3 separate regions of the Homo sapiens genome follow, and regions 2 and 3 are each linked to region 1. The links are chromatin contacts, found by Hi-C or POLR2A ChIA-PET in ENCODE. All regions are on one chromosome and are shown on one strand. Each heading gives the region's core, a stretch centred on a gene start or an enhancer-like site at or near the end of the contact. The rest is flanking DNA. Distances are from core to core; before and after follow the strand shown.

Evidence for each region. A loop is a pair of places that touch in the nucleus more often than their neighbours do. ChIA-PET counts read pairs that join two places held with the same protein, here RNA polymerase II (POLR2A). Pooled maps may share reads with other maps.
Region 2: a pooled map shows a loop between it and region 1 (4-fold over the local background). The contact joins two enhancer-like sites. A Hi-C loop is called at or near these places in 2 of 37 single-sample maps with no recorded cell type and 4 of 50 pooled maps.
Region 3: a pooled map shows a loop between it and region 1 (4-fold over the local background). The contact joins the promoter of LRRK1 here to the enhancer-like site in region 1. A Hi-C loop is called at or near these places in 4 of 37 single-sample maps with no recorded cell type and 3 of 50 pooled maps. POLR2A ChIA-PET finds 5 or more read pairs at or near these places in 1 of 52 experiments (OCI-LY7).

Annotation. Positions count from the first base shown.
Region 1 is chr15:99,502,613-99,506,648 of GRCh38, reverse strand. It overlaps LOC105371019 (a long non-coding RNA gene), which reads left to right. Exons shown (of 3, transcript XR_001751710.2): 2 at 3,124-3,232. Among named protein-coding and RNA genes, the nearest start is that of MEF2A, 61 kb to the left of the region's middle. RefSeq lists enhancers at 1,953-2,082, 3,733-3,982. Within about 2 kb of position 1,933, at least 5 of the 41 ENCODE cell types and tissues checked have a DNase peak (open chromatin) inside an H3K27ac peak, as active enhancers do; they include OCI-LY7, where a contact is called at or near this core.
Region 2 is chr15:100,939,332-100,943,367 of GRCh38, reverse strand. The region is part of intron 2 of LRRK1 (leucine rich repeat kinase 1); the gene reads right to left. Among named protein-coding and RNA genes, the nearest start is that of LRRK1, 22 kb to the right of the region's middle. RefSeq lists enhancers at 1,501-1,650, 1,691-1,830. Within about 2 kb of position 1,752, at least 4 of the 41 ENCODE cell types and tissues checked have a DNase peak (open chromatin) inside an H3K27ac peak, as active enhancers do.
Region 3 is chr15:100,917,202-100,921,237 of GRCh38, reverse strand. LRRK1 (leucine rich repeat kinase 1) reads right to left here and starts at 1,881. Exons shown (of 34, transcript NM_024652.6): 1 at 1,787-1,881. ALDH1A3-AS1 (ALDH1A3 antisense RNA 1) reads left to right here and starts at 1,955. Exons shown (of 2, transcript NR_135827.1): 1 at 1,955-2,434. RefSeq lists enhancers at 253-312, 839-1,430, 2,605-2,724, 2,775-2,864, 2,617-3,209 and silencers at 1,645-2,234, 2,995-3,214.

The DNA.
Region 1 (4,036 bases), core at 684-3,183:
GTTCCATTCATGTTATTTCAAAAGACATGATTTCCTTCTTTTTCATGGCTGAATAGTATTCCATTGTATATATATGCCACATTTTCGTTATCCAATCATCTGTTGATGGACACTTAGGTTGATTCTATACAGTGCTGCAATGAACATACAAATACAGGTAATTTTTTTTTTTTTTGAGATGAAGTCCCTCTCTGTTGCCCAGACTGGAGTGCAGTGGTGCAATCTCGGCTCACTGCAACCTCCACCTCCCAGGTGCAAGCAATTCTCCTGCCTCAGCCTCTCAAGTAGCTGGGATTACTGGCACCTACCACCATAGCCGGCTCATTTTTGTATTTTTAGTACAGATGAGGTTTCACCATGTTGGCCAGGCTGGCCTTGAACTCCTGACCTCAAGCAATCTGCCCGCCTAAGCCTCCCAAAGTGCTGGGATTACAGGCATGAGCTACCATGCCTGGCCACTTTTTGATATAATGATTTATTTTCCTTTGGATAGTGTTTGTATTAATTTACATTTCCACCAATGGTACATACACATTCCCTTTTTTCTGCGTCCTCACCAACATCTGTGTTTTTTTGTCTTTTTACAGCCATTCTGACTGGTGTAAGATGATATCTCCTGGTTTTAAGTTGCATATAATTTACTTTTTAATTTTTTTTAATTTTAAATTACTCTTCTTCATATTGACCTACCTTTTTTTTTTTTTTTTTTTTCCTTTTTGAGACAGGGTGTCCTCTGTCACCCAGGCTGGCGTGCAGTGACACAATCACAGTTCACTGCAGTTTCCACTTCCCAGACTCAGATGATTCTCCTGCCTCAGCTTCCCAAGTAGCTGGGAGGCATGCACTACCATGCACAGCTAATTTTTGTATTTTTTGTAAAGACAGGGTTTTGCCGTGTTGACCAGGCTGATCTCAAATTCCTGGGCTCAAGCAATTGCCTACTTCAGTCTCCCGAAGTGCTGGGATTACAGGCATGAGCCACTGTCCCTGGCTGACCTGCCTTTTAATGTAAACTTATGTGTATTGCCATGAAATCACAGTTTTGAGGAATGATTTTTGTTTTAATACATCTTAAAATGAACATGTAACCATTAACATGAGAACTATATGTTGATAATAACTGTATGTTCCAACGGTGGTGTGGCATCATGTTCTAAGAAACACTGGCTTCAGGGCTTCTGAAGGAAACCATAGCCTGGACTGCCCAGACCCTGTTTTTTGGACTCTTTAATATGAGCAGCACTGATGCTTCTGCAGGAGCACTGGGGATTCTGGAATGGAGTCAGGGTGATTTTTGGACAATGTATTGACTGCAGCAAAGAGCACCTTCCTGTGCCCAGCAGGCTGCGTGAAAGCAGACTGCTCCTACCCAGTGCCAGGGCACCTAAGAGGGTGACGAATGGCAGTGGGCTGTCCCTCCAAAGCCGTGTCCAAAATGCTTTTTATGCTTGGCCACAAATTTTGTAAAAACCTATGCAGCGACTAGAGAGTAGGAAAAAAAATACCCAAATTCCCTGCTGACTCTGAGGTGCTTGTTTACAAAGTGAAACGTCCCTGGTGAATTGTTTCATTTACAATTAAATCTAACAATAAGCTATTGTGGCTAAATTAATTTCAAGCTAATTTCACAGGAACCCCATGTCCTGTATCAATTCTAAACAAAAGAGTGTGGTGTCGGGCAATATGACTCATTCTGAAGCCAGGCCTCCAGGAGGAGCTCCAGGAGGTTGATGAATAAATGCTAGGTTAAGAGAGCAATGCTCAGGTACCCTGCAGGCCAGGCACACTGCTGTGACGGGTTCTGGAAGCCCCTGTAGGTTGTGCCAGTCACGTACCAGAGACTGGCTTTCTACTGAGAGCACCAACCCCTGAGCAGCCCTTGACTGAGGCAGAGTTTTCCACTAGAACCTGGCCCGCTCTGACCACAGCCTGGAGGAGCCCGGTCCTGGCCACGAGTGTTTCTGCGTAGGGTCTTTAGTCCTATGGACACCTTGATGGGCCAAACACCTTCACAAATAGCATCCCACTTCATCCTCGCCCTGAGAAGTCCGCATGGGTCTCTCCTTTTTATGATGCAATAAGTAAGCTCAGAACCACCCCGAGTAATCATCTCAAAGCCATGTAAGAAGGAACTTTCAGAGCTAGGGTTTCCACCCAGACCTAGTGAGCCTGGTCCTTCTGTCCCTTCAGAGAAACAGTGGCCATAAAGATCCCCTACTCCATCTAGTTGGTCCCCCCCATCTCCCCACAGTGAAGATCTCTGAAGTTTATCTGGAAGCTTTTTCCTTTGAGTTTCAGATTTGACTCTGGTTCCCAATTTGGCTGATGTCAGTTACTCACATTTGAATGTGAGTGATTTTGAGAACAGACTTTGGGCCTCTCTGCTCTATGGTGGTGGGGGTGAGGAGGCCAAGGAAACCTCATCTCAGCCTCAGAAAGGGGAAGCTGAGGATGCCAGTGAGAAGCTTGGCAGGATACCTTTATTTTTAGGGGCAATGGCCACAGAGTCTTTTTCCTCATGCTGCTTTGTCAAAAGAACAGATCCGTGCACATCCCACCTTCTCTGGAACTAAGGCTCCAATGATGCATGAGTCTTCATTTTCACAAGCAATAAGCACCTGCCTGTGGGTGTTTTCAATTATGTTAGAGAATAATTCTTTCCTGGTTGGGCAACTGGTTTGGATTATTAAGATGACCTTCGAAAGAATTCACAGAGCGGGTCCTTCATAGGGTTTCTGAAGTGATGCATTTTAATTGAGATTGTTTCTGCAAAGGAAAAGATTAGGTCAGTGATACCACTCTCATGTTTCCTGTTTGCTCCCTGCCACTGTGGTCTCCTGTCTTGGCCTTCCCAAACGGGACAGGTTGTGTCTGAAGGCAAGAAGAGAACCATCGGTTGGAAAATCTGGAGTCCTGGGGAAGGAAGGCTGTGAGACGGTTTGCCTGTGTCAGGGCTTGGGGAGCATGACATTTGTGTACCTGAGCAGGATGTCATTTCCCGCTGAATAACCCGGGCACCTACCCAGCCTTTATTTTGGCCCCGACTGTGTGTTAAATGCAACCAATATCTCCTCTGAAAGCTCCTAAGAACAATCTGAATTGATGGGGCTGTTTTGTTTCCAGCCAAAGGATGCTGGTGGCATCAGCGAGGAAGGCAAACCCCGTGACCGTAAGAGCTGAACAAGGAGGCGGGAGCCATCTCTGCTGGCCAGGGTGATCGGTGCATTCAGGGGTGAGGAATGACAAGAGCAGTGCCCTGAAATATTTGTTTCTCTTCTTGTCGTGTTTTTTCTTTGTTATCTGATGGCTTACATCTGACTTTCCCAACAGGCTGCAAAACAGTAATGATTGCTGCCTGGGGGAGGTGACCTTTAAGTGGAAATACTGTCCTTGTGGGCAAAAGGCCACAAACAAAAGGTCAACATGTGGACCAATGGGGAGCTGCCTTATTTGCCCACCTGGGGCCTTTACCCCGATTCGGCCTTGCCCTTCCCACCCCTCCTCCCCCCAAGCAGATGGATGGGAGGGGGGCTCCGACATCCACATCCAAGCGTTGAGTTCTTCCCTCTCCTCCTGGCCCTGACCGATTTTCCACAGAATCTGGTTTCATCCCAGTGTTGCACTCCTAGCAATGGGAGGGAGGGCTGGTGCCGCCCACAGTGAGTAGCTTTACTGTTGACGGCTCAAGTACTTCTAGCCACGGTGGGCTTTCCTTCAGCTCAGTCCCATCTTCAAGCTGGATAAACGCAGTCCTCAGGGGAGGGGCTCCCCTCCTTGGTGCCTCACCCCAGGCTCCTCCACAGTGGAGGGGCTTTCCTTGTGGTTCTCGGCCCTCTCATGAGTTCTCTCCCAGCTCCTTGGTCTTTGTCAGGCCTCTGCTCCTCTTCCTGGAGGCAGAATCTCTGTGTCCCTCAGCCTCTCCATGCTGCTTGGTTTGTGTCCTTGGGTGGAGCACCTTGGAGGCTCTCAGAGAACCTTCTCAGGCCAGCCCCAGTGTGTTTCTTGTGTGAAAGGAGGCCCTTGTTATGAGCTTTGG
Region 2 (4,036 bases), core at 503-3,002, 1.4 Mb before region 1:
TCAGATGCTAGTATTAGCTCTGCTTACAGATAAAGAAAGAGGTCCCCAGAGAGTCAGTGACTTGCCCAAGGGAGGGGGCAGAATTTCCACTCTAAATCACTGAATTAATTTTTATTAAAAAGGCAGAAAACAATGACTCAGCAAGCTGTTACACCCCCTTGGAGTAAAACAGAAAGATTAAAATTACACTTGAAGGAAAGGCAGGCCATCTTGTCCCTATTTTAAGAAAGTGAAATAATTCACTTTACATAGACTGTTGCCTTAGGCCCAGGAGTCTTTATATAAGATCCCAATTTGGAACATACCAAGACAGTTTGTGCATATTTTTATTAAGTCACTTCTGAGTTACTCTGTGAAAACCGGGAAAAAAGCACCTTCCAAACTTGTTGAAAAGGGATGGCCAGCACTACGGGTTGATCAGTAAGCACTGGCGGATGGAGAACCCTGGGAGTTGTTCAGCATGGACATGGAGGCCGTCTCCGGGTGAGTGCACACCCCACCCGCCCACTGTGAGCAGAGAGGCCTCATGAGGACCCAAGGCTGCTACCAACAGAACCAGAGGGGGACTCCGGGCACCCATCGTCAGCCTTGCTTACTCCGTGAATTGTCGAACTTCACACTGTACCAGTTTTCTTCAGTGAGACATACAGGTTTTGTAATTTGGAAAAAAAAGAAAAGAAAAAGCATTCTGAAGATAAGGCAAGGAAAGATTTGGACTTTAATTGAAACATTTTAATTTAAAATGTTAATTAAACAGCTTTAATTTTGATGATTAGATTTGAGGGTCATCACACTTTCGTGTACACACATTTGGAAATGAAGACTGGCCACATTTTAAATCCATGTCTTCCATAACTGTGAGCCATGCCTTCTCTAGCTTAGAGCCAAATAAAATCGGACTCACCATTTTGTAAGGACCCTACTTTTTAATCATTGTAATATTATTATCATTTTCCCTAATAGAAATAGAGTCCAGTTGAGGCTACATAATTTGCCCAACAGAGAAAGAGAAAAAGAACAGGCCATTTTTTTTGAGGGTCTGCCTAGCATGTGCACTTAGTATGGTGCTAACCATTCCGCAAACAGATTCTAACCCTGCCCCTGTCACAGATAGGACTAGCTGTGGAAGCATCAGGATTTGAACCCGGTTCCTTCCGACTGTAGAGCCGGTTCTTGACATTCTCACTCAGTATTTCCTGCAAGTGCACACCTTGGAGATGCCCAGGAGACGCTGGAAGATGAGATCAAGACAGTAGGCTGAGCCCGGCTGCAGCCACCACCTCCTGCTCCAAATCCTTAGAAATTATTACAAATATCAACAAGCCTTATTAGCATGGGAAAAGAAGTGACCTGAGAAGACCGGAATCCACTGTGCGTGAGGTGGAGAAGGCTTGGGAGAGCTCCGAGGCTGCTGGGGGACATGGGAAGCAAGAGGGTCCCCAGGTCACCAGCAGGGCGACTGGGAGGAGTGGGGAGCCATAGTGGGCAGACTCCTGTGGATCTGGCCCCTCTCCAGCTTGTGCCAGGCAGCCTGGGACTGATGGGTCTACACTCGATGTGGGCTAAAGAGAAAGTGTGCTGGGCAACTCCCAGGAGGCACACGGAGCCCACCACCCGGAAGCCATGCTCTGGATGTCCCCAAGGCAGCCTGCTACAGTCCCCTGGCCCTCCTCTTCGCAGGCTATTGTGACAAATGCTGTGTTCACAGACAGCTACGGGGAATCCCGAGCAGAACAGTCAGCATCCACCCAGGCACCCGCAAGCATCTGAGGAAGAGCAGCGCCATAAAGAGAAGCACGAAACTCCTCTAACCAAGCCAGCACACAGGCAGGCCACCGATCAGCAGGAAGAGACATCCCACCTTACACACACACACACACACACACACACACACACACACACAGAGACATAGACACACACAGACACACACACACACACAGACACACACACACACAGAGACACACACAGACACACACAGAGACACAGACACACACATACAGGCACACACACACACACACAAAGACACACACAGAGACACAGACACACACACACAGACACACACACATAGACACACACAGACACACACACGGACACACACAGAGACACAGACACACACACAGACAGACACACACAGACACACACACAGACACATACAGACACACACAGAAACACACATGCACAAAGACACACAGACACACACATAGATATGCAGACACACAGACACACATACAAAGAGACACACACAGACACACACACACAGAAAATATTTATGTTTCCTCTTTATGTAGCCAAGGGCACAGGCTCATTGGAAGCAGTCTGATCACCTAGGGGAGAAGCTGTGTCATATTTCACCACTGTCCCCCTTGGGCCTCAGAGTCCCCAGGAGGAAGTGAGCAGCTGACAGTGACAATGTCTCTGCAAGGCAGGGTCTAGCCAGGTCAGAGGGCCTGCACATCTTGCTGCATCCTCACATTACTGTTCGGGGCAAACCTACACAAATCACACAGTCACTGAGATAAGACAGCTTTGGGCTTTCCTGATTCACAACACAGCTTGGTATTGTCAACTGTTCATCCTTATCTTGGAGGAAAAGACTGAGTTAGCATGGGAGCTTCCCTAAGCAGAATCTCAGGCTCCAGCTTTCCAGCACCTCCAGGGCCCCTCTCTACACAGAATTAATGTTAGCAGAGCGAGAATGAATTCAGAATAAATATTACTGATGTCTTGGAGAGAAACAGGAGGATGCAGCATCCACAAACAAGAATCAACTAAAACTCTTGGGAATTAAAACGAGAAGAGTTGCACTGTGAAGCACAGTGGGTGAGCTGCAGAGCAGAGACACCGTTGAAGGACAAATCAGGAATCTGGAAGACCAAGAGGAGGATGCAGCACCAAAAGACAAGGAGGCCGGGAGCAGAGATAAAAGAGTGAGAGACATTGAAGATATTTTTTGAAGTTTTTCAAAATGTGTCTAATGAGAGTTTCAGAAACATATACTTAAATAAATAAGAATAATTTTCAAGTTGCAAAAATATGAGTCCTCAGAAGTGACAGGATACTAGTCAAGAAGAGTAAATTTAGAAAAAAGAAGAATGAAGGACTAGTGAAATAAACAATCTTATGGAAAGACTGATCAACAACAAAATGAGAGAGAGAGAGAGAGCAGGACATGTGAGAACACAAAAGCATTATCTGAAACAAAGAGATAAAACTATATTAGAGAACTTAAAATCATGGCATCATCAGCAAAGGACACAGGGATTCTTGGAGAAACAGTGCATCGTGCATCCGGGGCAGGATATGGACAATCTGGCCCTGGATGTCTTGTCACATCAGAAAGCAAGGAAGTTATCAAAGACTTCTGGGGTCATGCCAAAAGATAGAGGAACCTACTCAGGGGGCCTACTGGCAAAAGAGGAACAGCGTTAGCATCAAGAATCAAATAAATTAAAATTCATGAGTTCATAATGATACTAAGGAAAAAAAACCCCACCTTCATTGGCCGCCTTCAAAAGGTGCTAGGGAATTGACTTATTTTCAGTAGAATGAATAAGAAAACTAAGAGAAAAAAACCCAACTATTTACCCCGACTTTGCTGTACAAACTGTAACTCAGGGTACCACAGAGTTAATGGAAGAAATTTCTTCTTTAGAGATCACTTTCAGCTGATAAATGAAGAAGGTAAGATAGACTTAAAATAACACCACTTTGCAACCTCAAATTAAATAATTGATCTAAGCAACCATCAATGACTGATAAAACCATTGTGTGAAAAGTCGAAAAACCATTAGGACGTTTATAAAGAGTGATTGCGCTGACACCACTGAAAATCATTAAAAAACTCTAAACATCAGAGAGAGACAATTAGACATTCTGTGACTAGGTGATGCAGGAGGAAGAACCCACCATCTATTGGGCATTTTTGCCAAAACATCTTACTAAATCTAATCAGGCCTCTGGATCTACAAAAACATAGGGAAGGTGGGAACATGTCAGGCCACACATAGAAATGCAATTGCCAAAAATCCAGACTGTG
Region 3 (4,036 bases), core at 632-3,131, 1.4 Mb before region 1:
TCCCCATCCAGTCACTCTACCACCATGCACGGGGTATCTCCCTGTACAGTTATGGGAATGAGGGCACAGCAATAAGCAAGACAGATCAGTCTCTGACCCCAAGAGCTCCAGTGGAGACCACAAGATAATTAAGGAGAAATTAAACAGATAAAGAAGGAGTACAGAATGGGGACTGCAGGGAGGCTGCAGAGTGAGGGATGTGAGAGGGAGCGTGGGTTTTCAGAGGGTGACCAGGGAAGACTTTCTGAGGCTGTGTGAAGAGTCAGGAGGCAGCAGTGCAGGGGACCAGTGCTGGACAGCAAGCTCAGCCAGTGTGGCCTGGGGCAATGGCCTGGTGGTCCGAGACAGCAGAGGCTGGATCAGCTGGGGGTGTGAGGAGAAGGAGGTCTCCTGGATTGCGTGCCAGTTGCAAGGAGAAGCTACTGAAGGACTCCATAAAGAGGACTGATATGGTCTGATTTACCCATTTAAACACACAGACACACACAGACGCACGCTGCTATATAGAGAATGGAGGAAGGGGGAACTGAAATCCTACAGTAAAGAGATGCTGGTACCCTGGACAAGGGGCAGGGTGGGGGGTGGGGGCATAAGAAAAAGGGGACAGATCAGGACACATTTTAGACATAGATTCAACAGACTGAATGTTTTTTATCTGAGGATCCGAGTTGACTGCGAGGTCACTGCCAGAGACATCGACTTTTGGGAGAGGGAAAGGTTTGGCTGACCGCAAAACCTCCTTTAGGAACAAATTAGGTGTGAGGTTAGTTTGTTATATTATTTTCTCTTTCAGGACATAGGCAAAGATGAAGAGAATCAAATCATAAAAGGCGTTTAATGTTAACATTTTCCAAAATTGTGCATGTTCTAGCTATCCCTTTAATGTCTGGGCATTTTGATACCCTGTGAGTGGCTGGCAAACTCTATCATTAGTGTACACGGTGAGAGGTTTGCTGAAAGCTATATGCCCCCGTTTCTCTACCTGTTGCAGGGGAAGTGTTCGTGGGAGAAAAACTTCGCGGCCTCATACTGTGAAGGGGTAGGTTGAGATGGCCACGGGGGTTCTCAGATTCTCCACCAGCGTCTCCTCGCTGACCCCGGCCTTCCTAGGCTTCCTTCCCGCGTCCCTGCCTGCCAGGAAGGTCCCCTGTAGCTTGCAGAGACCATGGTAGACAGAGCAGTTGTATCTGCGCCAGCCAGAGACCACCTGGGCAAGAAGCGTGACCCAGACATCGAGGAGGGTGAAGCCTCGCTGGGCCGCCCCGCAACCCCAGGAAGCCCCGGACCAGCGAGAGGCTCCCGGGCGGTCTCTTGCCGACACCCCGGCACGGGCTCACCCGCGCGCTCACACTCCGCCCGCTCCCCGCTAAGGGACTGGGTTCGCTCCAAAGGCAGAGGAAACCTATGGGCTCCCCGGCTCGTGTCTCCCGACTCGTGTCTCTTGCCTCCGCTTCCCAGCTTTCCCGACCCTGCCCGGACGGGGTTTCGGGGTTCCCTGCTCGGGCCCCGCGCGCTCCCCTCCCACAGGCTGGCTGGGCTCCGGGCGCGGCGGGAGGCAGCGGGGACGTGAGACCGGGGTCGCCCCACACGCCCTCCGCGCCCCTCGGGCCGCGGCCCCTGCGCAACGGCCCCCCGTGCCCGACCACGCGGCCGCCCGGAGCGCAGGGGCCCGCGGGCAGGCAGAGGCCGAGGCTCCCCGCGGGCGCCGGGCGCGGGCTCTGGGTTCCCCGGGCGGGGCCGGGAGGCAGCCAGGCCGCCGGGGGGCGCCGGCAGGAGCGGCGCTTACCTGAGGCGGCGGCGGGGCCGGGTGCGGGCGCTCCGGGACGCGGGGCCGGGCGGACACACTGGCGGGGCCGGGGCCTGGCCGTCCCACCGCCGTCTGCCCCCCGCGCCGGGGCCGGGCCCAGACGCACTTCCTCAATCCTGAGGCGGGCGGGCGGGGAGGGCGGCGCGAAGAGCGCGCAGAGCAAGGCCGCCGCCAGCTCTCCCAGGAACCGTCGCGAGGCGTCCCCTCGGCGGCCGCCTCAGTTTCCCTGGCCGTAAAACGCGGGCGATGGCGCTCGATGCCCCGGGAGACGCCGGGGTCCGCGGGCCCTTCCGGCACCGGGTCCTCCTTCAGGTTCGGGCACCCGGCTGCCTCCACGCGGGGCGAGCGCGGCGATGGGATCGGTCCGTGCTGCGCTCAGCCCCGCTTTCGCTATCCCTCTGCTCCAGGGGCAGCAAAATCAGCAGATGAGCCCCCAGCGCGCCTGCGGCCCACACACTGCGGCCGTAACAGTTAAACAGACGGGGAACATTCATGTGCGTAGAGCTCTTCACGGGGCGATACAGAAATGTGTCGTTCTAAAGCGTTAACGACCTGCAATTTGCATATCCTCCAACACATGGATTTTACTGATTCAATTATGGATGTGTGCAAAGAATCTGCTGCTCGGTGAGTCATTGTTAATTGTCGGCTTTGGGGGGAATACATAAAACGTGGAATATTGGCAATTTATCGTGTTTCGACCTTTTATAAAGGCGTCACCAGGCTGCTGAGGCTAATACAGAAACGCAGACCATAAAAAAGATCTGCGTCCACGCTGCAGGCGGGCCTCACGCTGAGCTCCCCGTGTCGACCCGGGGACAAAGCCTGCTCAGGAAGAGCAGAGGGTTCCACGCCCTGCAGGACCAGCGCCCTGGGCCCCTCTCCTGGAAAGTTATGACTCGCACGTTCCCAGGATTTAGCGCACATCTCCCCCACCCTCACTGCCATTTCACAGAACCGGGGCAGCCGCAGGGCTCCTGCAGGACCTCCCGGACGCCGCGGGGCCGTGTTCCCTTGAGCGGCTTCTTGGGTCCCTGGTTGGAGAGGGGACCACCGAGCAGCTTCGCTCTGCTCCTGGGAGGCTACTTCTGCCACTGGACGACTTTCCAAAAGGGTGAGCGCAGTTCTGCAATCCTGTTCTCACCCCTGAGGGCCTCACACCAGTTTGCAGGAGCCAGCAGTGTGATTGCCACCGACAAGTTCCCAACAATTTGCAGGGCGTGGTGTCCTCAGTGCTGAGAGAGCCCCGCGACGGCGGTGCAGCTCCTCCAGGGCGCGCAGCCCCGCCACCTGGCGCCACCGCGAGGGAGCGCAGGCCCAGGGCCCGGGCAGACGCTGGAGGGGACGCGGCAGGTGAAGATGGGGCACCTCCACTTCCCTTCTAAAGGAGCCTGGGAATAGGCTAGGAAATGTCCCCACTGTAGAAGACAGCAGGAACATCTGACACGCGGATAACCTGTGCTGAGCTCGTTATATTCCCAGCATTTAATTCTAGCCATTAGGCATGCGTTAGCCACAACTTCGCATAGGAAGGTTATTGCAGGTAAGTTAAGACTCCTTTCCACTTCTTCCTAAGGGTCGCTGACCCATGGTTCTCTAGCTTTTGCTGGTAATCCCACCCAGATTCTCAGCACCCTAGGTTGGAATGACCCCTCCTGAGGTGGGTGGGGTAGCTGGGAGGCACCTCCCTGAACTGACTTTTCTGCCTTTTTGAAGGTGCAGTGGCTGAGCGCTCCTTCAGTGTTTTCCGGTTGTCTTTCTTCAGCCCAGTACGCAGTTTCCTCAGACAGTCTTCCTTGAGCAACTTCCTAAACGCCCTTCATTATCCCCCTTCAAGCTCATGCCTAGGAGCAAGGAGCAAAGCCATTAGAAAGGCTTCATCCACCAGCAGGAGAAGCTAGGACATCCCAAAGGGTCCACTTCTAGAGAGGTGCCAACCCCCACACGCACACCAGGCACACAAATGCATGTGTGCACACGCATACCACACCCTCCAATTGTCCCCAGAATGGCTCCCTTCAGGGAGTCATGTTCCGGGACACCAAATGAGGGAAAATATCCTTCTCCTACAGTTTCCTGCTCACATTTGGATTGAGAAATGGGATGTCTCTAAATAATGTGTCTAAATTCTCTTAACATAAGTGCATATGTTACGAGAGATCTGATCCCAGCCTCCCTTTTTTGTTAAAGTGGTGGTGCTTTGCCACCCATGTCAAAATGATCTGGGCT